Regions from separate parts of the Homo sapiens genome. Here regions 2 and 3 are each linked to region 1. The links are chromatin loops, found by intact Hi-C in ENCODE. Cell type or tissue: Calu3. All regions are shown on one strand. Region 1 holds the start of LOC107986178 (a long non-coding RNA gene). Region 2 overlaps LOC107986178 (a long non-coding RNA gene). Region 3 has its middle 40 kb from the start of HS3ST1.

Region 1 (8,000 bases):
ATATGTAAGCTCTCTGAGGACAGGTATTTGTATTGGTTGTGTTTCCAGCTGAATTTCCAAGGCTGAGGACAGATCTGGCACTAAGAAGGCTCTCAAGAAATTGAATGAGCCACTTCAGCCACATCCCATTGGCTAGAACCCTGTTGCAGGGACCGTAATCTAACTGCGGGGTACCCTGGGAAGTGCAGAGGGACAGAGACAGGTGCTGAGCTCCAGCCATCTCTGTCATATCCAGGACATGAGAATAATCAGTGCTGGTCCAGCCCCTTCTCCCAACTTACCACCCATACTGCATGACCAGTGCTATGCTGCCACATCCCACTTGCATTCTAGATCATTCCTTTCAGTAACTTGTACTTTTCCGCCTTTCATTTTCACCTATCTGGGAGGCTCTCTAAGGCTGGGCTTGCATTTGTCATTTTTGTTCCTAACTCAAGCCACCTTCCAGTCAGGGGAGATGTGGTGCTGGTAACAAAATCCTGAGGAGACAGCCTTTCTCCTCCCTCTATTGTGAGGGAAAGTACCACTTCCTTCTTTAAATAAAGGCAAATTCATTTATTATTAGAAATTTGGCAGCTTTCCAGCCAGCCACTCACACACACACACTCTCACACACACACACACACACACACAAACAAAACAAAACAAAAAACCTTTGCAATGCTCCATGTGCTTTATCCCACCTCAAGACTTCCTCAAGCTTGAAACTACCTTGATCCACATCCTGCCTTTAAAATAATAGATTTCCATGAGACACACTGAACTAGAAATTCACCAGTGGGGCAGAGTACAGGCAATAAGAGGCCAGACACTCCAAAAATTAGAAAGAATTTCCATACAAAGAGATGAAAGGAGAAAAAATATACATTTTCTGGACACATTTATTACATCCCAGTAATTCCAAGTTCCAATAGAGTAAAAACCTCACCCTTATGTCATCTACAGAGCCTAACACAGTGCCTGACTCACAGGAGAAGCATCGTATTTACTTGCTGAATGATTGAGATGAATGCTGGTCTCTGTGCTTGGTTCCCTATCTATACATTTAGAATCTGATTCATCTGTGAAGTTTATTATCATTCTATTCTTCCAATAAGAAAACAAGAATTCCCAGAGGCAGAAAAACTGGCCCAGTATTGAACAGGGAGTAAGGAATAGAGCTGTGAATGGGATCAGATCTTTCTGGAGCCAATTTTCTTACTTTTTTCGACGACGTTCCACTGTCTAGTAAGTTAGAGTGAGCTCATGGCCAATGCCTACAAAAAGCTTTGCCTGGAGACAGCCAGCACAGAGCGATCAGCGGCATTTGGAATGCATTGCTCTGAACTGATACAATGAGTTAATTAGAGTCAGTAGGGCCCGCTGATGCTTTCACACAAAGTATGTAAGGAGAGGCCTGGAGATCCTCTGCCTGTTCTCTTAGAAAAAGAGAAGTAGAGACCTACATGGATGTCTCTTATACAGCCACAGCCACAGATCTATATGTGCTTATCTATAGGGAGATTGATAATTATTATGCTGATCATTGTAGTCAGCTCTGATCTCCCACTTAGTGCCGGCCGGCCATTATGAATTCAGTCTTTTGTCTCACTTAGTCCTCATAGAGTAGTTAAATGACTTGCTCATGGACACACATATCAAGTGCTCAAGTAGGAATATCAATCATTCCAGATATATCTGATGACAGGCACCGACATTTTCACCTTGATGCTGGAAACTATGCATGGACATCAAGGTATGCAAACAGATAAACACACAGACTCACATGCAGACATCCTGCAAGCATGGAATCTTTGAAGGCTGTCTCAGCAGATCACAGGGTTCTGCATACTAGGAAAGAAGACTCACTGGTTCTAATACCCCATTTCAGTCCCAAGACAGGGCTCAGAATAGAGACCCAGAGGTGTGGCAGGGGAAGAAAGAGCACGGGCAAAGTAGAAACTCGTACCTTGTGATTTGGCTATAAGTCACCCTTCAACTAATTCCTAATGTTCACAGCTTCCTATGAAACAATTTCCTTATTAATGTCCCTATTTCCTCCCTCTTTTATTTATTCTACTGGTTTTCCAGTGGTAGAGAAGGTGAAAATGTATTAACATTTAGTGAACATCTATTGTTATCTGAAGATTTACGTATTACCTCATTTAAGAGCCTTTGGGAAATATGTATGATTGTCCCCTTTTTATAGATTAAGGGACTGAGATTCCAAGCAGCAACTCTATGGAAATCACATATCTAGTAAATGGCAGAGAAGAAAGAGAAGCCAGGTATCTGTGACTCCAGAGCCTATGCACTTTCTCTTACACTTTGTAAAAATTCTCAACTAAAATTGATTGACTTCTGACTGTATTTCAGCACTCTTCAAAGTTCTTCACCTCAAGTTATTGCATCTCGTCCTCACAAAACCATCCAAGGTGATTTATGTTATTTAAAAAAAAAAAAAGTGGTGACAATGAAGATTAGGTTGCTAAAGTAATTTAACAAACATCATGCAGCTGGAAACTGTAGAGCCAGAATTCAGGCGGGCTGATTCCAGCACCCGGCCTCTCATACATTATGATATGGTCCCTCCAGAATTTTGTGTGTGTGCTATAAGTAGCACAGTTAGCAGATGACCAAAGAGACTAATTCAAAGCAACATTTATTTCCACTCTCTCAGTATATCAAAGGAGCCATTTCTCTGGAGAAAAAAACAACAACTATGTCTTAAAATATGTGTTTGTGTCCGTATATGTTTTTTGCATTTAAGACAGCCAAATTAAACATAACTCTGAATAAATGCCATGTTAGAACAAGCATGTTTTGGGGAGGGAAATAAATTATTAGTTGCTGCTAAGCCTGCCTTTGGCTCAATCATTTTCTGTATCTGTGTGGATTCAAGTCAAGAGTTATTCTAGACATTCTTTGTCATTTAGATAACCTGTTGGCTATATATTTGTTATATGTTCAACTCTATGCATGATGCCTAAATGCTTTACATCCTTGTTCATATTAAATTGAACTATGGAGGTTCTACTTTAACCATGACAACAATTTCCTTCTATGACTATTAAGAAGAGATTATCTGGGAACAAGCTAGGGAATATTTGAGCAAGAGATTCCTCCAAGAACAGAATTCTAAGAGAAGTCAGCTTTGGGGCTTGTCCAATGGAGAGAGTGTTACCAGTAGATCTTATTCAAGTATAACTCATCCAGAAAAGCTAAGCCAAAATCAGGATGGAGGGAGACAGAAGCAAATGTAATGGATAAGAACAACATTTGAGTACAAAACTTTGTAAGGCTAGAGAGATGTGGGACTGGGGTTATTTAGATGACAAATATATTCTAGGAGATAATCAGAAAAAAAGGTAAATGGAACAGGAAGAAGCAGGAGAGCATAAAACAGAGGTTGTTGAGCACTGGCATACCTTTGGAAAACACAGATTGACAGAAGTCAGCCTGTACAGCTGCTGTGTTGAAAAAGCACCAAGAGGATGTGAAGGGCCTGTACAAGTTGTCTTGGGTGAGGGATTGCCTGGCACTGGGAAACATTCAGCTTGTGCCATTTGCAACAGAAGCCTTCTTAGCAACTTCTCTCTGAAGCAACACAGCTTGGAGTGATCCTGAAGACAGGGATTGGAAGAAAGTAAGGCAGGGAAAACAACCAGGGGAAGGAAGTAGACGAAGAGGGACTTGATCAGCCATGTGCAGCCAAACAGTCTTCCCCTTTTGACCCTACAAAGGACAGGAACTTAGTTCGTCATGAGCAAGAATGACTCATAATCATTGCTAGATAAGGGCTGTTCATTTTTATTAATCATATCTTTAGCCTGAACAAGCCTCTCTTTAAGTTATTGTTCATGTTAGTAATTACAATGCCCTCTCCAACTCAATGATGGAATCAATGGCTATGCTGATAAGAAACATCATTGCTTTATGTCTTTTTAATTCTGCCTACTTTATGAAAATAGAGAAGCTTAGTGATTACAAGCACTGACCCTAGAGTGAAATGACCAGGATATAAATCCTTTTTCACATTCTGTGTGATCTTAGAAAAGTAGCTCTTTCTTTCTGAGCCCATGTTTTCATCTCAGTAAAACAAGGAAATAAATATCGGAATCGAGTGCTGTAGCAAAGATTAAAATATGTAAGTTATATAGGTAGAGCACATTGCATTGCATTTGACATGTTAAGCATTGAATACATGATAAGAAGCCTTCATATTATAAGATGGGCTGTGAAAATATCACCAAAGATACTTTGCATTGTTGTTTTATTGTTGATGATGATGATGATGATGACTGGTTTCTTTGTTTCCTTCAGTCCACTAGTGGAAGAAAACTATATCCTATAGAAGGTAAAAAAAAATGTTGGCAAAATCACACATAGTGTTTACTATGAGTCAAGAATGATTCTATATTTCAGGTATTTAATTTTTACAAAGCACCAACGGGGAGGGGGCATGGTCAAAGCAGTGTCAATATCCACAGGACTGACTAAAGACCCAAACTCACAAAAATATCGGTGTCTTTCTCAACAGTTGGAAGTCATTTAAATAAGACCATGTCTGAAGGTAAATATTTGTCTTACAGAGCTATAAGATTTTATTTACATATCATTCAATACAGTATGATGTTTCAAAAAGTACATAATATTAACTTACTTTATTAGTCCCTTTTATTTTTAAAAGTGTCCAGTTTGCACAATAATTATATGGTCACATACATTATGACTTTTTTTAAAGAAATAAATCCAGTTGGTTTGCAAATAAAAGTGACACATTGTAAAAGCTCTAAATGAGGCAGAAGTAGACCGTTAGCATCAAGGGAAAGGGGTGCAATTCTGATTCAATGATCTAGTCACAAATTTGGTTTTGAGCTTTCTAACAGCCATAGCAAATATATTATATGGCCTGTGGTGTGCTACTCATTCACAAAAACAAAAGAAGTATAGATATTAAGTTTTGTCTAAAAGCAATTTTATACTTGAGAACTCCTGCAGGAGACAGAGAACAATGTATGATGAAGAGTGGTAGGTTGAGCTGTGATTAGTATATTTGAGCATGCTGTTCCCCTCTGCTGCTGATTTTTGGCATGTGTGAAAATGTGTGATAAATGGAAGGAATGGGATGTGAAAATCCATTTCTAACATGTTTGCTGGTGAGATATATAGAGATAGATCTATGTAAATATATAGGTATGTTTAAAACATACATTGAAGTATCAAGGAAGTTGTTGCATGGCCTAATCAAAGTTAATTTACAACACTACAGTAAAGTGAAGTTTCATCCTAAGAAAAAAAGTATATAGAACAGTAAACTAGATTTAGAAGGGCGAACCACAACAATAACAAAAACCAGCCTTAATCGCAAGAGAACCATGGGTATCTCAGTATCACACAGTGACTGTCCTCTACACCTGATCTGTACAAATTTCTATCAAGTATGTTATGCCAAGTCCTTGAATGACTCAGGCAAAATTTGAAAACCCAACTTAAGCATCCATCATTGAAATTCAATTCAGCAATTAAGATGAATTCATTAGACCTATATTCATCAAGACAGACCTTTAAAAAACATCACATGAGTGAAATCAAAGTTAATTACAGAAAGACAAAAATCATATGATAATATTTGTATAAAATATTGAAAACATCAATATATTGTTAATGGATTAAAACTTTACCATTTGACTGGTAAGTTACAAATCAAGGTCATCCTAATAATTGTCTTCTGGAAAGAAGGGTGTGATCTGAGATGGACTGGGCAGCAAGCATCAACTGTACAATAATATTATTTTATTAATAACAATGTGGGAAAGAAATATTACAAGATGCTAATACCTGTTAATTATCAATGGCAAGCACACAGATGGTTGTTAAATTATTCTCTTTTTCTTCTGTATTGTTCAGTATTTGCTTTTAAAAATAAATCAAAACATATCTATTTAATAAATTCACCTTGAGAGCCAAGCACACCTGCTCTGGGATTCCTGAGCAGTTTGTGGGAACACAAACTTAAGGTCTGAGAGGTGTTCCTCCATCTGTCGCAGACTACACTGCTTTGGCCACCCTAAGGCCCAGAGCAGTCCCTAGGAGGGACCCTGAGTGACTGGCATAATGAGATGCACACTGTGGAAGTGGAAGTCTGAGCCTGTGTCTGACCTTCCGTTTAGATGCCCAGAAATATTTCTAGGCACTCTTAACATAGCCTGGGTTCCTCTTTTGACTGCACTGTAGATTCGGACACTTTCTGGAAACTTCCTATAGTGATCTATAGAATAATAGATAAAGATTGTTCCGGCCGGGCGCGGTGGCTCACGCCTGTAATCCCAGCACTTTGGGAGGCCGAGGCGGGTGGATCATGAGGTCAGGAGATCAAGACCATCCTGGCTAACAAGGTGAAACCCCGTCTCTACTAAAAATACAAAAAATTAGCCGGGCGCGGTGGCGGGCGCCTGTAGTCCCAGCTACTCGGGAGGCTGAGGCAGGAGAATGGCGTGAACCCGGGAAGCGGAGCTTGCAGTGAGCCGAGATTGCGCCACTGCAGTCCGCAGTCCGGCCTGGGCGACAGAGCGAGACTCCGTCTCAAAAAAAAAAAAAAAAAAAGATTGTTCCAACATATGTGTTGGACACTTGGTAAGCCCTCAGTAAATTCTTCTAAGCAGCAATTGTTAACAGTACCTAGATTTCCCTTATTCTGAACTCAAACCATCTTATCAACGAGAATATACATCAAGCTTGTCCAACCTGCAGCCCACAGGCTGCATGCAGCCCAGTACAGCTTTGAATGCAGCCCAACACAGATTCATAAACCTTCTTAAAACATTATGAGTTTTTTGCCCTTTTTTTTTTTAGTTCATCAGTTATTGTTAGTATTAGCATATCTTATGTGTGGCCCAAGATAATTCTTCTTCTTCCAGTGTGGCCTAGGGAAGCCAAAAAATTGGACACTCCTGATACACATGTTGAGAAACTCAAGTCCTAAGGTCATCATTACTTTTCTGAAGAAAAATGTTTTGTGGGATGAAGATTCTCACTCTGAACAGGTAAGGTGTACATCTACCAATAATATGGATACACGTGAGCCTCCTATCTTCTCCTTGAAGAGTCTCCATTGTTAAATTGTCTCCATTGTTAAATTTGTTAACCTGGCTAACTTTTTTTGTCCAATTAAATTATCCAGTTGTCTCCATTGTTAAATTTGTTAAGCTAGCTAACTTTTGCTCATTCTTCAAAGCTTACGTTATCAGTTCCAGGAAACTCCACTTACTCTACCAGCGTCCCAGGTTTGGTTACAGCCCCCATAACACCCTGGGCACATCTCTTTAAATATTCATCAGGTGGCTTTTGTTTTCTTTCGGTAGTGAATATGTAAGAGAAAACTTTTTATTTTTTGAGTAGCAATGTATTTTCCCAATGCTGACATTTTACCATGTATATGTTGATTGTATTGCATTATCTTTCAACTTTATGCAGAGGTAAAGAAAACCCACATCTCATATGCTGAGTAGATTTAACTACAGAAAGTCTGGACTGCTAACGCTTTTTTTTTGTTTGTTTGTTTTTGTTTTTGTTTTTGGAGATGTAGATTCGCTCTGTCTCCCAGGCTGGAGGGCAGTGGCACAATCTCGGCTCTCTGCAAACTCCGCCTCCCAGATTCAAGCAATTCTCCTTCCTCAGCCTCCTGAATAACTGGGACTAGGGGTGCGTGCCACCACACCCGGCTGACTGTTTTTTTTTTTTTTTTGTATTTTTAGTAGAGGCAGAATTTCACTATGTTGGCCAGGCTGGTCTCAAACTTCTCACCGCAAGTGATCTGCCCACCTTAGCCTCCCAAAGTGCTGGGATTACCGGCGTGAGCCACCGCACCCAGCCCGCTTATACTTCTATCTAAGGAAACAACCCCAGCCTCTGTTGCCCAGTGGCTATGGCTGACAGGCTCAGGAGTTGTCAGCTAACAAAAAGACAACCCGCTTTTAGGTTGACCTCTGGCCCAGGGCCAGAACTGACACTTACTGTAG
Region 2 (8,000 bases), 54 kb before region 1:
CTAAGCAAAATCAAGTTACTACCACCTATTGGTTGCTATATACTGGTTTTGAACTTGTCTCTGGATTATTAGAATTCTAAAATTGAACATTTATAATGATAAAAAGTCATGGTGGAGAAGATTTAACCTGTTGGGTGACAAGTGTCCATGAACCTCTTATATTTCTGCACACTCTTCTGAGCAAAGGAATAAACTTTTTTTTTCCAGACTCTCATTACTAGTACTTTCATATTTAAAAAAAAAAAAAAAAAAAAAAAAACTGCCTTGGGAGAGAAAGAGATTTTCTCCTTCTAGAGCAGGTTTGTTTACTTTCCTGGGTAATAAAAATAATGTCTTTTTCTATGGCAAAGATTAGGCAGATTTTCTACAGTCTCCTTATATAAAACTGAGGCTTTCTAATCTCTGGGATTTCTTTTCTGGAACATACTCTACTGTATAAGACAGTATTTTCTCCTAATTTTCTTGATCTTTGGAAATGGAGGCTTAGGGAACCAGTGCAAAAATAATATTCTAGCCACTGATATAGCTGTGAGTATTACACTGTCTTTTATCTCTGACCCAGGACTCTTGTGTCTCCTGCCAGTTTCCATGAAACTGTGGCAGGCTAACTTGTTAGTTTGCAAGTAGGGCAAAACCTAAGACTCTCCATAATGCTTGTCTTAACATCCCCCCACCCATTATTCCAAATATAGAAAAGAGTAAAAACTGTTCACACTTTGATTTCCTAGTGTCCAAAGACAATATAAAACTGGCTCCAAATAAAACACATAAGACAATTTGACAATTGAAAATTAAAACCTCCCTTTCACTGCACCCTGAGGCACCATGGAACAGTGCAAAGAGCATCATAGGACTGAGAATACAAAACCATGAGCCATGAGTTCTAATCCTGATTTGGAGACTCACTAGTCAGGGGACTTGGGATAAATCTTACACTGCTTAAGGGCCTAAGTTAGTCCTCCATAAAGTAGATAAATGTTGCATCTACCCCATAAAGCTTTGGTTAAAGAAAATCATAATATACATGCAGATGTGCAGCATAAAGCCTAATACATACTCAGCAATTGCTAATATCCTTTATTTGTAGTGACTTAAATGTTTTGGCACTTGGCTTCTAATTTTGTCATTATAAGATGAATTATACTTTCATACGTATATACATAGTCATATATTATCGTAAACTCTGGTTATCTATTCAGCATTCCTTCTCCAGTCTAATAGAACTCTAACAGAACCCTGTTTTATTCAGAGAGTCAAGCCATCCTCAGTTCCAGAGATGAATCCCTATTAGTCTAAACCAATATGTTCATCATATTTCTGGGTAAATGTTACTGGTTCAAAAGTGAACATATGACCTTAGATAACCCTATCAAACTGAAAGAAAAAATGTAGATTCTATAGTTGCACAAAGTGTCATGAGTTGAATCTTCCCCCACCTCAAAAAAAAAAAAAAAAAAAAAAGAGATTTGAAGTTCTAACATCACATATCTCAGAATGTGACCCTATTTGGAAATAGAGTCCTTAAAAAACACAATTAGTAAAGATGAAGTCATACTGGAGTAGGGTTGGCACCTAATCCAATATGACTAGTGTCTCTTTAGAAGCACATGACCACGAGAAAAAACAGAGAACCAAAAGGAAAACAGCATGTGACAACAAAGGTAGAGACTGGAGGTCTGCTGCTGCAAGCCAAGAGCATCAAAGACTTCTGACAAAACACTGGATGAAAGAAAGATGCAAGAAGCATTCCTCTATTGCGTTCAGAGGTAGCATGACCCTCTCAACACCTTGGTTTCAGAACTCCAGCCTCCAGAACTGGGAGACACACATTTCCAAATTCTTGTTTGTTTGTTTGTTTGTTTGTTGTTTTTGCATGTGTGTTAAGCTACCCAGTTTGTGGTACTTCGTTGTAGCAGATTTAAGAAACAAATAAAGGAATATTTCTTCTTTTCCTAAAGTAGGAGAACAGAAATAGCAGCTATGTTGTAACCATGAGAAGAGCAAACCTGAGGATGAAGCAGACGCAAGAACAAGATGGCTGAGAGTTATGATGGAGTCTTGACCTTCCGAGGATGAAATCTCAACCTTTAGGTTTTTTCCATAAAATGATATCCTTTTTTACTGAACAAGCCAGTCTGAGTGACATTTTTCTGATACTTTCATAAGTATGGGAAACACACACACACTCTCTCGTGTGTGTGTGTGTGTATATATATATATATACATATATATATACGTGTGTATATATATATGTATATATATATACACACACATACACAGACATATGGTGTAGTATGTATGTTTACATATATATACATATATATTTCATATATCTGTTACAGAGACATAAGTGTGCTGGCACTTCATTTAATCACCATTTATGATTGTACATTCACTATCTGTGCTGTTCTCTGTTCTATACAAAAAATTTAAAATAGTTTTCTTTCCTCTAACTTTAAGGCCCTTAAGGATCAGTGTTAAGCGTTGTGTTATGTAATATCCCGAGCCGTCCTTATGGTTTGTACTTTATACGCCCTGATTCTGTTTTAGCGCCTACCACTCCACTTGGTAATTATTCATTAAATTCTGGTGTCCCTCTGTCTGCTTGTGAAGCCAGAGCATGTATCCTAATGCTGTATTTATAGCACCAAGCTCAAAGTATTGAAGCAAGCAATGTTGGTGGAATGAATAAAGAATAGTTGCCATTCTTTTCTGAAATCTTGAAATATTATTAACCAGCTCTCCTCTCATTTTTTTTTAAATTGTGAGTCTTCCTTCTGTCTGTCACTCACAATGACTCAGACAACAATGACATGCTCCATTTATTTCTAGCATTCATGCCTCAAAGTTGCCAGGTAGACTCAGCATTGGAATAATGATGGGGAATTCTCTCTCTCTATGTTAGTGTTAATAATATTCATGGCAAAAAAATTAGAATTTTCCCATGAGGAGAAACCTCTTTCCTTTTTCTGTGAGTATAATGAACGCTCAGTTATGGATATACTAGTGGCTCCGTAGCGATACATTGCAAAATTCTTTTTCTGCCTTTCATGATATAATTTAAACTCTTTACTGTAGCATACTATGTCCCTTCCGATCTAGACAACTTAGATGTTCTGACTTCCCTCATTTCTCCTCATTCTACCAATTGTCTGTCATCTTCGTTGACCCTGGACTTCCCTGGTTTTAGCACTAAAAGTTCCCTGTCCCAGGAAAAGTGTCAGACCCAGGCAAACAAAGACTGTTAGTCACTGTTTTTGGCTTCTCAACTTCCCTCTATTTGACTGTGAGATGCCTCAAAGAATTCAGTGTAACCTCTATTTGTTTTTGACACATGGTTGGTACAAAGCGTTAATAAATAGACAAATCGATGACTGAATAAAAGGAGTATGTCATAGAAGAGTTTTGGAATCAAAAAGATGTGGACTAAAATCTCACATCAGTCATGTTGGACTATACAACTGACTTTATGTTTACTAAGCCTCAGTTCCATCATAAGCAAAAGCGTGGAGGGGAGAAGAATAATAAGAGCCACTTCATGGACATGTCATAGGAATAAGATGAGACTATGAGCTCCTAGTAGGCTTGTAAATCACTTGCATGCATAGGCTGTGCTGTGTTAATTATAGCAATCTCACATAGGTACCCAATAACTGTCTGTGTAATTAGAGTAATACTTTATGCAAAATGCTTAGAGCACAGTAGATGTTTGCTAAATGAATGCTATTGTTAGTGTTGTTATTAACATTAAAATGAATGAAAAATATCTTGATTACCCAAAATATACAAGCTGCTGTGCTTAGTCTTGGGAGAGATGAACCTGGGGGAAAATAAGGAATACTCTGGTTATAGGGCTGGAGCTGTGCTCGCTTAGCTACAATGCAAAGCATGATTTGATAACTCCCAATCAGAACATGGAGCTTCATGCACGGAGTATGTATTCAATGGGACAAAAGTATAAGTTAATGAAAAAGTAACTGAGTAAAAATATGAAAGCTTGAACTAGTACAAAACATGAATACTTTGAAAAGTGAGAAGTCCTGAGATCTCATCCCTATCCTGCTTGTACTTAGAGTGTGCTTTCAGGAGTTTAATTACTCTCTCTGGTATAAATTCCTTATTTTCAAAACTGGGCCACTTGGTCTCACTTTGTTATTTGTTACTATTGTTAATAGTCAAATACATTTTTCAGACATTAAATTTCCCAGCTACAGAAGTTCTTTCCTTGTGTTGTTAATGCCTGCCAGTATGGCTAAGCTTGTGCTCATTGAGAATGTAGCGTGGGCCAGTCAGAACCCACGGCTTCTAATAGTCACGTAGCAAGATAAACCAAAGGAAACCTTAAACCACAGCTAGGCTAACTAAGCCGATTTAGTCTTTTTAATACCTGCTGGGAAAAAACAAAATGAACCAATACTTCCTTGTTGTTGAACAAACTTCCTGTTGCTATGGACAGATCATTTTTCATTTACCTAAATAGTCACAGAGGATATTATTGAATTAATAGGACTCTAAGTTCCCTGAATTTACTCTCAAGAGCCCACCTGTGTTAACACAGGCACACTATAGAAATAATTGCCAAAGCACAAGTTAGAAGTAAACGACTGGGCTATCTGATTGTGAGATGAAAGCCGTTGATGAGTGAAATTCCTGGGAAACTCGGCTTCTCCTAACTATTGAGATTAGTCCTTGTTCCTACTATATTGTGAGTTAAACCTTCTCATGGATAAAAAGCAAAACCAGAAATCTATTGCCATGAAAATAGGTGTAAAAGAAAGCCTGGGTAACGCTTCCTATAATCAAGTTCTCCAACAAGCACTGACTCCTTTTCTTTTTGTCTGCCACTTTCTCATGCATTAGCCATTTACTCTAAGATATTTATAGATCATCAGTCATAGACAGGGCTGGACGCTGGAGATAAAGTTGACAGTAAAATCAAGCAGGAGTTTTACCTTCAGAGAATTTGTGTGGGGAAGCAGATCTTCATCCACTAGGCATTCAGACAAGTCTGAAAGAGGAAGGGAGGGGGGCACATGCTATATAGAAAAGCACACTGCTCCTCAAAAGCTTCTACAAGTGGGTTCTGGCCCACTCCTAGAATTCAGAAAAGATGTCTAGACAAAGACAAACCTGGACAAATATGACCAGGAATGAGGTCAAGGAGGAGGGGATGGAGGAGCTTTCCAGGACATAGGAATAGCATTTATTACATTGGTGCAAAAGTATTTGCAGTTTTTGCCATTGCTTTTAATAGAAAGAACTTAGGAGTGGTGAAGAGTATGGAGAATGCAGAGAGCTGACAGAAGGCCAGTGTGGCTAGAGCCAGAAATAAGGTACAAAATGAGACTGGTGAGCGGGTAGACGTCAGAGTAAGAAGAACATTATTGACCATTTCAAGGAGCTTTGGCACTTTCCTACAAAGTTCAGAAGACAACAGACACCCTCTTTTAAAAAGAGGGTGTTAGACAATTAGATTTACAGTTTAGACTTTTACTCAGGCTGTATTGAACCGATTAGCAAAAGGCCAAAGTAGATGACAGTAGACTGGTTAAAAGACTATGCTCATGGTTGGTTGGACTAATGAAAGAGTGGTACAAATGTAGAAAAGTGAATGAAATTGGGATACCTAAAAAGACATGTTATTTGAGTGAAATGTAACAAATGCATACCTTACAAAACTGTGCAAGGTTGAAGGCCCTGCTAATAGCCACCTCCCTCCCCCATGCAAAAGAAGTATCACAGGTCAAATCGCATGACATTATTATATTTGTAGGTCAAATAAATGGCTGGATATTGGCAATTTCATAGGGTTCCCTCTCTTTGACAGGCATTCCTTACTTGATATCCATGGTGATTCAACCCAGTCAGTGAAACATAAAATGTGGACTTAGGGGCACACACATCCTTTTTCTATTTAACATGTATACCAGGATTTCTCTTGCTATAGGCATTTGTAGGTTCAGGCTTCTGGAGTAACAATGGGTCATCAGAAAGCTTGGTTCAACACCTTTCTTTGATGGGCCAGAAAATTGCTTGAGAAAGGTTAAGAGACCTTAAAACTAAATAAAATAGAATAATATAATGTAACATAATAAAATATAAAATAAAATGTCATAGAGTCCTTTGAGCTGTAGCTAAAAGTAAATCCTGAAATAAGGGAGAATATTTGTGTAAAGTGATTCAAGTAGAATACTCCGACCTTGAGGAAGGTGGTCTGGAAGACTTAGGATTGCAAGGATAGAGTTAGATGCCCTTCCCAATCACGAGAAACGGACACCTAGAAGAATCAGAATGACTACAGAATTTGGGTGGATAAGGATACACCTGGTGGATGCTCTGAGGCCTTGTCAATCTGTTGTTAATTTTGTGACAGAGTATCACTGCATAGTACCTTTTCCTTAGAGTACCATTCCCACACATCCATTCAAATAAATTAACACTCTCATCTCCACTGACCCATTTGTCAGACATGCCAAAATGTGGGCTGACCCACATGACCTTTTTGCTGAAAAATATAAATAATGAGTGTCATTGGGCCTCACTCTGACAAACCTGGAGTAATGGTTATCATTTATTTTTCCTTTTCTTCTTTATCATAATCATATCAACTGAACCACACCTGCCATTCTGAAACACAGACTTTGTTCTGGAGAACAGGGAGGACATGCAGAGCTGTTGTTTCAGATTCTTCAAACAGTCATTCAGACAAGATCCTGACAAAAGAGGAGAAACAAAACTCTATGGCATACCTGTTTTGCGCTAAATTTGGAATAGAATTAGTTTCATGCAACACCTGTAACCTCCCTTAAGCCATTGAACTTGAAAGCAACCTGCCCAGTCTCACACAGCTAAAATGTTACAGTCAAGACTCCTCCAAACTTGTTAATTAAGATATACTGTATTATGGAAAAACGCAAAGACAGTGGATGTTAAGTGTTCTCACCACGAAAATGATAACCATGTGAGGTAATGCATTTGTTAAGCAGCAAGATCTAACCATTTCACAATGTGTATGTACTTCAAAGCATTATGTTGCCGGGCGCAGTGGCTCACGCCTGTAATCCCAACACTTTGGGAGGCCAAGGTGGGTGGATCACCTGAGGTCAGGAGTTCGAGACCAGCCTAGCCAACATGGCCAACATGGCAAAACCCCGTCTCTACTAAAATACAAAAATTAGCCAGGTGTGGTTGCCACTGCCTGTAATCCCAGTTACTCAGGAGGCTGAGGCAGGATAATTGCTTGAACCCAAGAGACAGAGGTTGCAGTGAGCCAAGATTGCTCCATTGCACTCTAGCCTGGGCAACAAGAGCGAAACTCCATCTCAGAAAATAATAATAATTTAAAAATAAAAAGAAAAAGAAAGTATTATATTGTACGTGATAGATATACAATTTTTTCAATTAAAAAAAAAAAGACTTCAACCCAAGTCTATGAATCTCAGGAATTAGGGACTAGTCACTTCCCATTCTATAATGTTGCCAGAAGGAATCTGGCTAGCATCCTTCTCTGGAGATCAGCTAGTTATCTCCAGGAATTCACTCTCTTTATCTTCCTTTAGACTTAGTCGCTATGTTTCTCCCTCTGTGGATACTTTCATTAGGTTTCTTGGAGGGCACTAAAAATAAATAAATAAATAAATAAATAAATAAATAATAGATAAATAGATAAATAAATAAATCATTCAGTTAAATAATTGATGAGAAGCTAAAACATGCCATTTTGTTTTCAGGCCAACGCTATCCCAAATGAGCTGGTTGCAATGAACTTGTAAACACAACAAAGAAAACAGAATTCACATAAGTTCTCTGCTGAATTCTCCCATATTGACACTGGAACATCAGGGCTATGAAACAAGCAGGAGATGTAAGGGTGAATCAAAGTGCACTCCCTAATTTGTACCACACCAACTCAACAGTAAAATGTGATTTAATTTACTATATAATTTGCTTGTTCAACAAAGCTGAAAGATAACTCACTTAGTGCCACTTTGCTTATAAGT
Region 3 (8,000 bases), 75 kb after region 1:
AGGGGAAAAGTAGTAACTACACAGTATTAGTATAAAGAGATGTCACTTTGACAGTGTGATCAAAATTAACATTAGCAATAAGGAACAGATGGATGTCACATGCCTCTGGATGTGTGCATGGAGAGGGAATGCCATCACTTATGAGTATCCCCGCTGGGATGCATAACCTGAATCTGATCATAAAAAAGCATCAGACAAACCCACATTAAAGAATATGCTACAAGGGGCCTGTGTTCATTAAAAATGTCAGTGTCGTGAAAGTGGGAAAGACTGAAGAAAGTTCTGAATTAAAGGGAATTCAACAGACACAATTGCTAAATGGACCAGATCCTGTTTTGAAGGGAAGAGCACTTGCACATTATTATTATTGGGACAATGACAAATATGGCATATTAAAATGTAGATTAGATGAAAATATTATAACATTAAATTTCCTAAATGAAATACCATTGTGGTTAAATTATTTAAAAGAATATTCTTAGAGAATACACATTGAAATATTAAAAAATAAAAGAACAGGATGTAGCTAATCTACTTTCAAATGGTATAGAAAACAATAATTTTAGAATGCATAATTCACACACATACATGTTTGTGTATGTATGTATGTGTGCATTACTATATTTAACAATATTTGAAAGAGAGAATAGGAAAAAATAGAGGATAAAAAAGCAAATGTGGCAAAATGTTAAAACATGGCGAATCTGAAAAAAAGCATATACAGAAGTTCTCTAGAGGCTGTTTTTTTCCAGCAATTCAATGAGCTTTAGGAGTTTAAACAAATTGAAGTTTCTATTAATAGCTAGCAATTACTGTGTGCCCATGCTTTGCTATGGATTGTCCTAGGCAGATCACTGGCATTCTTTCTAAGCTTTTTCGTAGCTGTAGGTGTGGAAATTGTGTTTTCATTTTCATTTTGAGATATGAGGAAACTGAAACAGGATATGCACCCCACAGGAAGTGGCAGGGTCATAGATTTGAATTCAGACCTGGCTCACGTCTCCGCACAATAGAATGAGACAGTGCATGTGATGCCAGACAGGAAGAGGTAAGGTTCCAGCCTTTAGGGGCTCGTAGGGGCTCACAGCCCATAGGGAGAGTAGAGAGGGAAGACAGACAAGTAATTGGGTACATAGTGTGGTGTGGTAAGCAAAGTTAAATATAGTTAATTCTTTTTTTTTTTTTTTTTTTGAGATAGAGTCTCACTCTGTCACCCAGGCTGGAGTGCAGTGGCGCGATCTCGGCTCACTGCAACTTCCACCTTCTGGATTCAAGCAATTCTCCTGCCTCAGCCTCCCACATAGCTGGGACTATAGGTGTGTGCCACCCGCCTGGCTAATTTTTGTATTTTTGGTAGAGATGGGGTTTCACCATGTTGGCCAGGCTGGTCTTGAACTCCTGACCTCAAGTGATCCCCGTGCCTCGGGCTCCACAGTTAAATTCTTCTAAACTTAATTAGTAGAACACCTACTGGAGGTTGTTGTCATGCCAATCTCTTCTGCTACTAGAGACACATGTCCTGTCCTCCCAGAACTTACACTGAAGTGGATGTGACTGATGCTACAGTACATAACTGCTGAGGTAGCACATAATAGTGAAATTTTATCCAGACTACGAGGCTAAGGTTGGCTTCCCAGAGGGGATGTGAGTGTTGCCTTACTTGATTTTCAGAGACAGAATAGCCTGTGAAATTTCATTCATCCCTGAGTTCTAAAGACTTGGCATACAGGAAATTCACTAGCTGTTGAATCTGGAAAAATGATATACATGTTTTCTCTACTGTGCAGAGTCTATACTATTCTTGAATGAATGAATGAGTGAATGAGTTCCCTTCTGTGATTCCTAAGGAACCCAGGGCAATGAGGTCTTCCAGGATGTCAGCCTCTCTGTCATCCTTCCAGGTCACAAGAAAGAGCCAGCAGGTTTCAGCAAGCCGTTCCCTGGCTGATCTGGTGGTGAGAAGAATTTGGGGGTGGCGGCATGGTGACTAGCCACAGCCAGGGCAATTCCTGCACTCCCTGGCTTCCGTGTCTAGCTTTCAGGTTAGAGGAAATGCTTTATCAAGAAAAGCTACTTTGTTCTCTCTTGTTCTCTTTTATTTTTTTCCGAGTTACTCATCACTTTTTCAGTCCCTTATTCTCAGAGGAGAAAACAAAGCCACCTTCTTGAAGCTGTACCTTAGGTATTATTCTTGCCAATGCCTTGCAAAGCCAGCAGCCCAAGTGCTTTGCAGGTCAGATACAAGGGCCCTTTACCTTCAAAGATTAAAATCAGCATAGCAACAAAACATGAGGCTCTTGGTTTTACTCAGTGCTTTTCTTACATGGTCTCATTGCATTCACAGAGCAGTGTTACAGAAGGTTAGAGACCCTTGGAGATAAAACATGTAGGGATTTCCACTCTTTTTGGTGATGCCCCAAGAACCTGGGAAGGAGTGTCAGAGTCTGCCCTCTGGGGATGGGGGCTCCCTCCAGGGGCGGGAAGCCCATCTGGCTCATCTCTCTGCCCTTGGCTCAGCTGACCATGCAACTGCAGCTGCTTGCTTGGGCTTGTTTCATGCATGACAGTTTCAGTTACCTTTCACTTGAGAAATAGATCTCCCTGCTAAAAGAAAAAAAAAAAAAGAAAGAAAGAAAATGTTTGAAGACTACTGATCAGTTTCAATACCTTCATACTGTCCATAAAAACACACAGGCCCGTGTTGCACTGGCCGTCCCTTCGCATCTCACTCTCAGCGCCTCAGTGAGCTTTCTCAGCTGTGCTACGACAATGAGCATTTGCAGACCTCTTTTCCATCTTTCAAATTGTTGGCATCTCTCAACTATTCACATTGGTGGATTAATATGTTAAATACCTTTCATTGTTATTCTAGTGGAGTTTAAGGAGGAAGCAGCAATAGAATATGTATATGTATATACATATACATATACATATACATATACATACATATACACGCACACAGAAAGAGACAGAGAGGAGGGTTTTACCTTAGTCAGGGACTCCTCTCATTGCCTGAAATATTCTTCAGAGACTTGGAGCTCCAAGGTCTTGAGGAAGGCACCACAGTGAGTGGTGGAGTCGAAAACTGGAGGATTTGGTTGAATATTTCTATCAGTAGCACCTGGACTCTTTCCTTTCCCCTGCCAACCAAACATCCAAGCACCTGTCCTTTCTACTATGTCAAGAAAAGGGATTTTGTTTTGTGGAGACTTGAAACAGGAATTCTCTACCCTACTTAGAAAGAATAAGATTAAGTAAAGCTTCAATATCCCAAGGGAAATAAAGAAGCTATTGAAAATAAAAAAATAGAACAAAATACCATTAAAAGCATAATTAGAGAAGAGCATTAACACTTCTCTCCTTAAGGAAACATTGTTAACTGTTTTATAATTTGTATACCTTTTTTCCCAACAAAAAGTGTGCAATTGTTGTTAATAATAAAAGACTTTTGGTCATGATAATTAAAAAACAAAAAAGTAAAACAAACAAAAAAACCACAGGCCCAGAAAGGGACAATCACTTGCCTAAAATCACAGATCCACTTAGTACTTAAAGGCAAAGAAGGAACTAAGTGTTAGTCTTGGGTATCACATCAGTTTCTACTCCAGGACATGCAATTGCGGTACCTGGCTCAGGTGACCACAGTGAATGTAAATACCCAATGATTGGCCCAAGAGGAAAGGAAAACAATTTAAAAAATTCCTGACAGCTGCATTTCTGGAATGTCCCCACTCCTTCCTCATGCACCTGTTGCTGCCTGAACTTCTGACACTGAGTGGTTACCGGAGGCCTGGCGTCTCCTTAGAGCACTGCCACTGGCGCTGATGAACCAACTGAGGCAGACACTTTTACCTCCCTGAGCCTCACTTTTCTCCACCAGAAACTGGTTTAGGGGACAATAGCTTAGTACTGTCTCTTCTGGCTTCTATGTTCTTCTGGTTAAGAAAAAACTAACAACATTTCCCCCTGTCCTGACTTCCCAAAAGATTGAACATGAAGCTTCACTGAAATCCTGGATGGAAACATATTATTTCCAATGTAAAATGATAAAGCCTGGTCATGTGCAAGTTGCTCCCAGCTGCTGTGCCAGGGAGAGAGGGGAGGCATGCAATCAGCTTCCAGATAAAGGAGACAAGCTGTAGTGCTCAGGGCCCAACTGAGGAACATGTAAAGAGGGATTATATATATAATAAGTATCTACCTCTCTCTATATAAAGATATATATACATATATACATATATATATATATACGTATATATATATATATACATATATATATACGTATATATATATATATATATATATACGTATATATATATATACATATATATATATACGTATATATATATATATATATAGAGAGAGAGAGAGAGAGAGAGAGAGAGAGAGAGAGAAAGCATTGTTCTCTCTATAGAAAAGAAAGATTTTTCTGTAGAAGATAGATAGTTATCCCCTGAGAACCAGGAAAGCTGATGATACAATTCACAGAAGTCAAAAAAGTCCCCAGGCTGCATGAAGTTCCTTTGAAAAGGCAGGGTTGGCTTTCCCTGGTCTATGTAAGCCCCTTCCTGTAGGTAATGGCAGGTCCGGAGACACACCCCTGGAGGCTCTCTGAGTGCCACCTGGCAGTGCTGGCACAAGTGGGGGAAGCCAGGGAGTTGGTGAGGTGGGGTGCGGGGATGGCAGCTGGCTCAGCAGCTCCAAGAGTGCTATAGGGTCTCAGTTCTGAAATTATTCACAAGTACTCAGCAGACTCAGTGCACTTTAAAAGTCACTTTTTTTTTTCTCTCACAGAGAAAAAGGATGTTGTCTTATGGCTTCCTCACCTGTGACTTCTTGGAATTTTTTTTTTTTTTTTTGGAGATGGAGTCTTGCTCTGTTGCCCAGGCTGGATCCCGGCTCACTGAAACCTCTGCCTCCTGGGTTTAAGCAATTATCCTGCCTCAGCCTCCCAAGTACCTGGGATTGCAGGCATACACTACCACACCCAGCTAATTTTTGTATTTTTTTAGTAGAGACGGGGTTTCACCATGTTGGCCAGGCTGGCCTCGAACTCTTGACCTCAAGTGATCTGCCCACCTCGGCCTCCCAGAATGTTGGGATTAATGGTGTGAGCCGGCGCGCCCAGCTGGAATGGTCTTCATACTGTCTGTCCCTTCCTTCCTTCTTCCCTTTCACCCCTCAGTCTCTCTCTCTCCAAAACAATACTTTTTTCCTGCTTAATCCTTACAGAGAACACAAAGTACATTTATGTAAAAAATAATGACAACAGTAAAATTCCTGAAAACCATAAAAGCAGTTAAAAACAAAAGTTTGAAGTATCGATGCTCCATGAAATTACACTAATGTGATAGACTCTAGTGCTGGACATAACCTTGTTCTTTCATGAGAATAAAATGCTATTGTATAAGGGGTTCATCAGTGTTTTTTAATGATGTCTATGGATCGTTTCCTTTCTGTGAAGGTAAAATATTTATTTTCATAGTCATAAAGGAAATTAAAGAATGTCTATACAAGTTTACAAACTCAAGGCATTTACTAACATTTCCACTTCCTTTTTGACTCAGGATATATATATATATATGTGTGTGTGTGTGTATATATATGTATATATGTGTATATATGTGTATATATGTGTGTATATATGCATATATATGTGTATACATATATATACACATATATGTGTAAATATATGTGTGTGTATATGTGTGTATATATATATGTATATATACTCGGATACTTCAAATGTTAAGGTTTTCTATTATGTTATCATATCTTTCAAATAACAAAATGTGTATATAAATATATGTATATATATATATATATAAAATTTTTGTTGTTGTTTGTCTTGTTGCAGGGTGATAATATTGACCAATTAACCACGTGTAGCAACCTATCATATTTTCCACATGTATCGTAGGTTAGAGTTGACCAGTCACATTTTTCCATTGCACTTGCTATGAAGTGTGACTGCTCTCTCATGCCTGCTGAATCTGTGACTTTAAGCATGTTACTTTACTTCTCTGAACCTGACTTTCTTCATATGTAAAAAAGAGATAATAGGACTTCACAAGGATGTGGGGTGGACTAAACAAGAAAACATGCAGGCTGGAGTGATGCCTTACATACAACAGGCTCTCAATATATGGTGATTCCCTTTCATCTCACCAGATATACTGGCTTGATGAGCTTTGTAGTACGGGTGGCAAATATTGTGATTCCTCTCTGTGGTGGAGGGGACTGAGCTCACGGATACAAATAAACTGACCAAGATCACACAAATGGTGTCAGTTTAAACCACTGGTTCTCCATTGGGATTAATTGTGCATCCACGAGATGTTTGGCAATGTTTGGAGATTTGGGGTTGTCACAACTGGGGAAGGGGACCATTTATACTATTGGCACCTAGTGGATAGAGGCCAGGAATACTGCTAACCATCTTTCAGTGCACAGAAGAACACCCTATAGCAAGGAATTATCCAGAGTAAAATGTTAATAGTGCTCTTTCCAATTCACCTCACATTTTCCAAAATAAACCAAAGCACTTTGTAAAATGAAAACATTATTTTTGTTATTTGAAAGACATGGTAACATAATAGAAAACCTTAAAATTTGAAGTATCTGAGTCTATTCTTAGCTCTCCTACTTACTAACATTTAATCTGAAAACTTCAGGCAACATTATCTCACCAGAGCCCGAGTTTGTCTACTTGCACAATGTAACAGGGCATTTCTACGATAAGAAATAATTTAAATAAATGGTTGAGTATGGTGCCAACATGTAGTAGGGGCCCAGTCCATGATGGGACAATATAATAATGATAGTAGATATGGGAGGAGAATAATTGAATAACTTTCAGTTTTTAGCAAATATTGATTGAATTCCCATTAGGTACTAGGCACTGAAGATATATCTTAGTCAGTTTGGCTGCTATAATAACAATACCATTAACTGGGTAGCTTAAACAACAGAAATTTATTTCTCACCCTTCTGTAGTCTAGAAGATCAATATCAGAAGGCTGCATGGTAGAGTTTGGTGAGAGCCCTCTGGTTTACAGATGGCAGTCTCCTCATTGCATCCGAGAGAGAGAGAGAGAGAGAGAGAGAGAGAGAGAGGCTCTTTCCTGTCTATTCTTATAACGTCACTAATCTCATCATGAGAGCTCCACCCTTGTGATCTAATTACCTTCCGAAGGCCCCACTTACAAATACTTTTCCATTGATGTTCAGGGATTCAGCATTTAATTTGAGGGGTACACAAACATGCAGTCGATAATAAGATGCAGAAATTAACCAAACAGAAAGGGCCCTGACATCATGGAACTTACGTGGTGGATGATGGGAAATAGACAAGCAGAAAAATTAAGAAGGGAAATCCCTTAATATAATGCAGGTGGTGGTCCTGGAGGTCTTCTGGGAAGAGGCAACTGGAATAATGATCTCAAGGCTAAGAAAGCACAGGAGTGAAGAGGAAAAGAAAGGGTATCCTTGAGAGAAGGAAGAACAAATGCACAGACACTCAGGCAAGAGGTGTTTGAAGAAAGCAAGCAAGGGGTGCATATAGACCCATGCATTGTCAATCTGAGTCTGCACGGTTTCAACCGATGATCAGTCTGATGTGCTCACTGGGCTTAAGACCTTTCCAGGGTCAACATGAGAATGCCCATGTCTGGAGTACAAGGTTGTAGCTTTTCTGCAGAGACACCACGGTTCCCCACACTGCAGGCTCTTTTACGTCATGACTGTCAGACTCTGCTGGACCACCAGCCCGACAGAAATGTTCCATCCTTCCCTCATTTCAATGGGGGACTTCTGGATCCCTGTAACACTCTCCCAGGTCTGTGGAGCTGCTCATACTGCCTCAAGCCCACTGTCCAGCCCCCTCCCTCCACAGATAGTTCTACCTCACCTCTGCCCATGCTGAAGGTGTCCTTGTGGAGTGCTTCTCCTGGGGACTGGTGGCCTGGAGAAGGATGTCATCCATTTCCCCACGTTCTGAG

What was found. Hi-C counts contacts between places; a loop is a spot of excess contacts. Peaks named below come from ENCODE experiments on the same cell type or tissue, not always from the same donor. Only the 100,000 strongest peaks of a DNase experiment are listed, where the experiment ranks them.
Region 2: a loop joins it to region 1, with 2.8 times the contacts of the local background. A loop is called at or near these places in 2 of 110 quality-filtered maps.
Region 3: a loop joins it to region 1, with 5 times the contacts of the local background. A loop is called at or near these places in 3 of 110 quality-filtered maps.

Annotation. Positions count from the first base shown.
Region 1 is chr4:11,539,571-11,547,570 of GRCh38, reverse strand. LOC107986178 (a long non-coding RNA gene) reads right to left here and starts at 3,598. Exons shown (of 5, transcript NR_188483.1): 1 at 3,408-3,598. In Calu3, no CTCF peak of the experiment used is centred here; a DNase peak (open chromatin) is centred at 3,560.
Region 2 is chr4:11,594,060-11,602,059 of GRCh38, reverse strand. The region is part of intron 2 of LOC107986178 (a long non-coding RNA gene); the gene reads right to left. Among named protein-coding and RNA genes, the nearest start is that of HS3ST1, 170 kb to the right of the region's middle. In Calu3, no CTCF peak of the experiment used is centred here; a DNase peak (open chromatin) is centred at 4,309.
Region 3 is chr4:11,464,819-11,472,818 of GRCh38, reverse strand. No RefSeq gene overlaps it. Among named protein-coding and RNA genes, the nearest start is that of HS3ST1, 40 kb to the right of the region's middle. RefSeq lists an enhancer at 2,448-2,637. In Calu3, no CTCF peak of the experiment used is centred here; DNase peaks (open chromatin) are centred at 988, 1,968 and 3,708.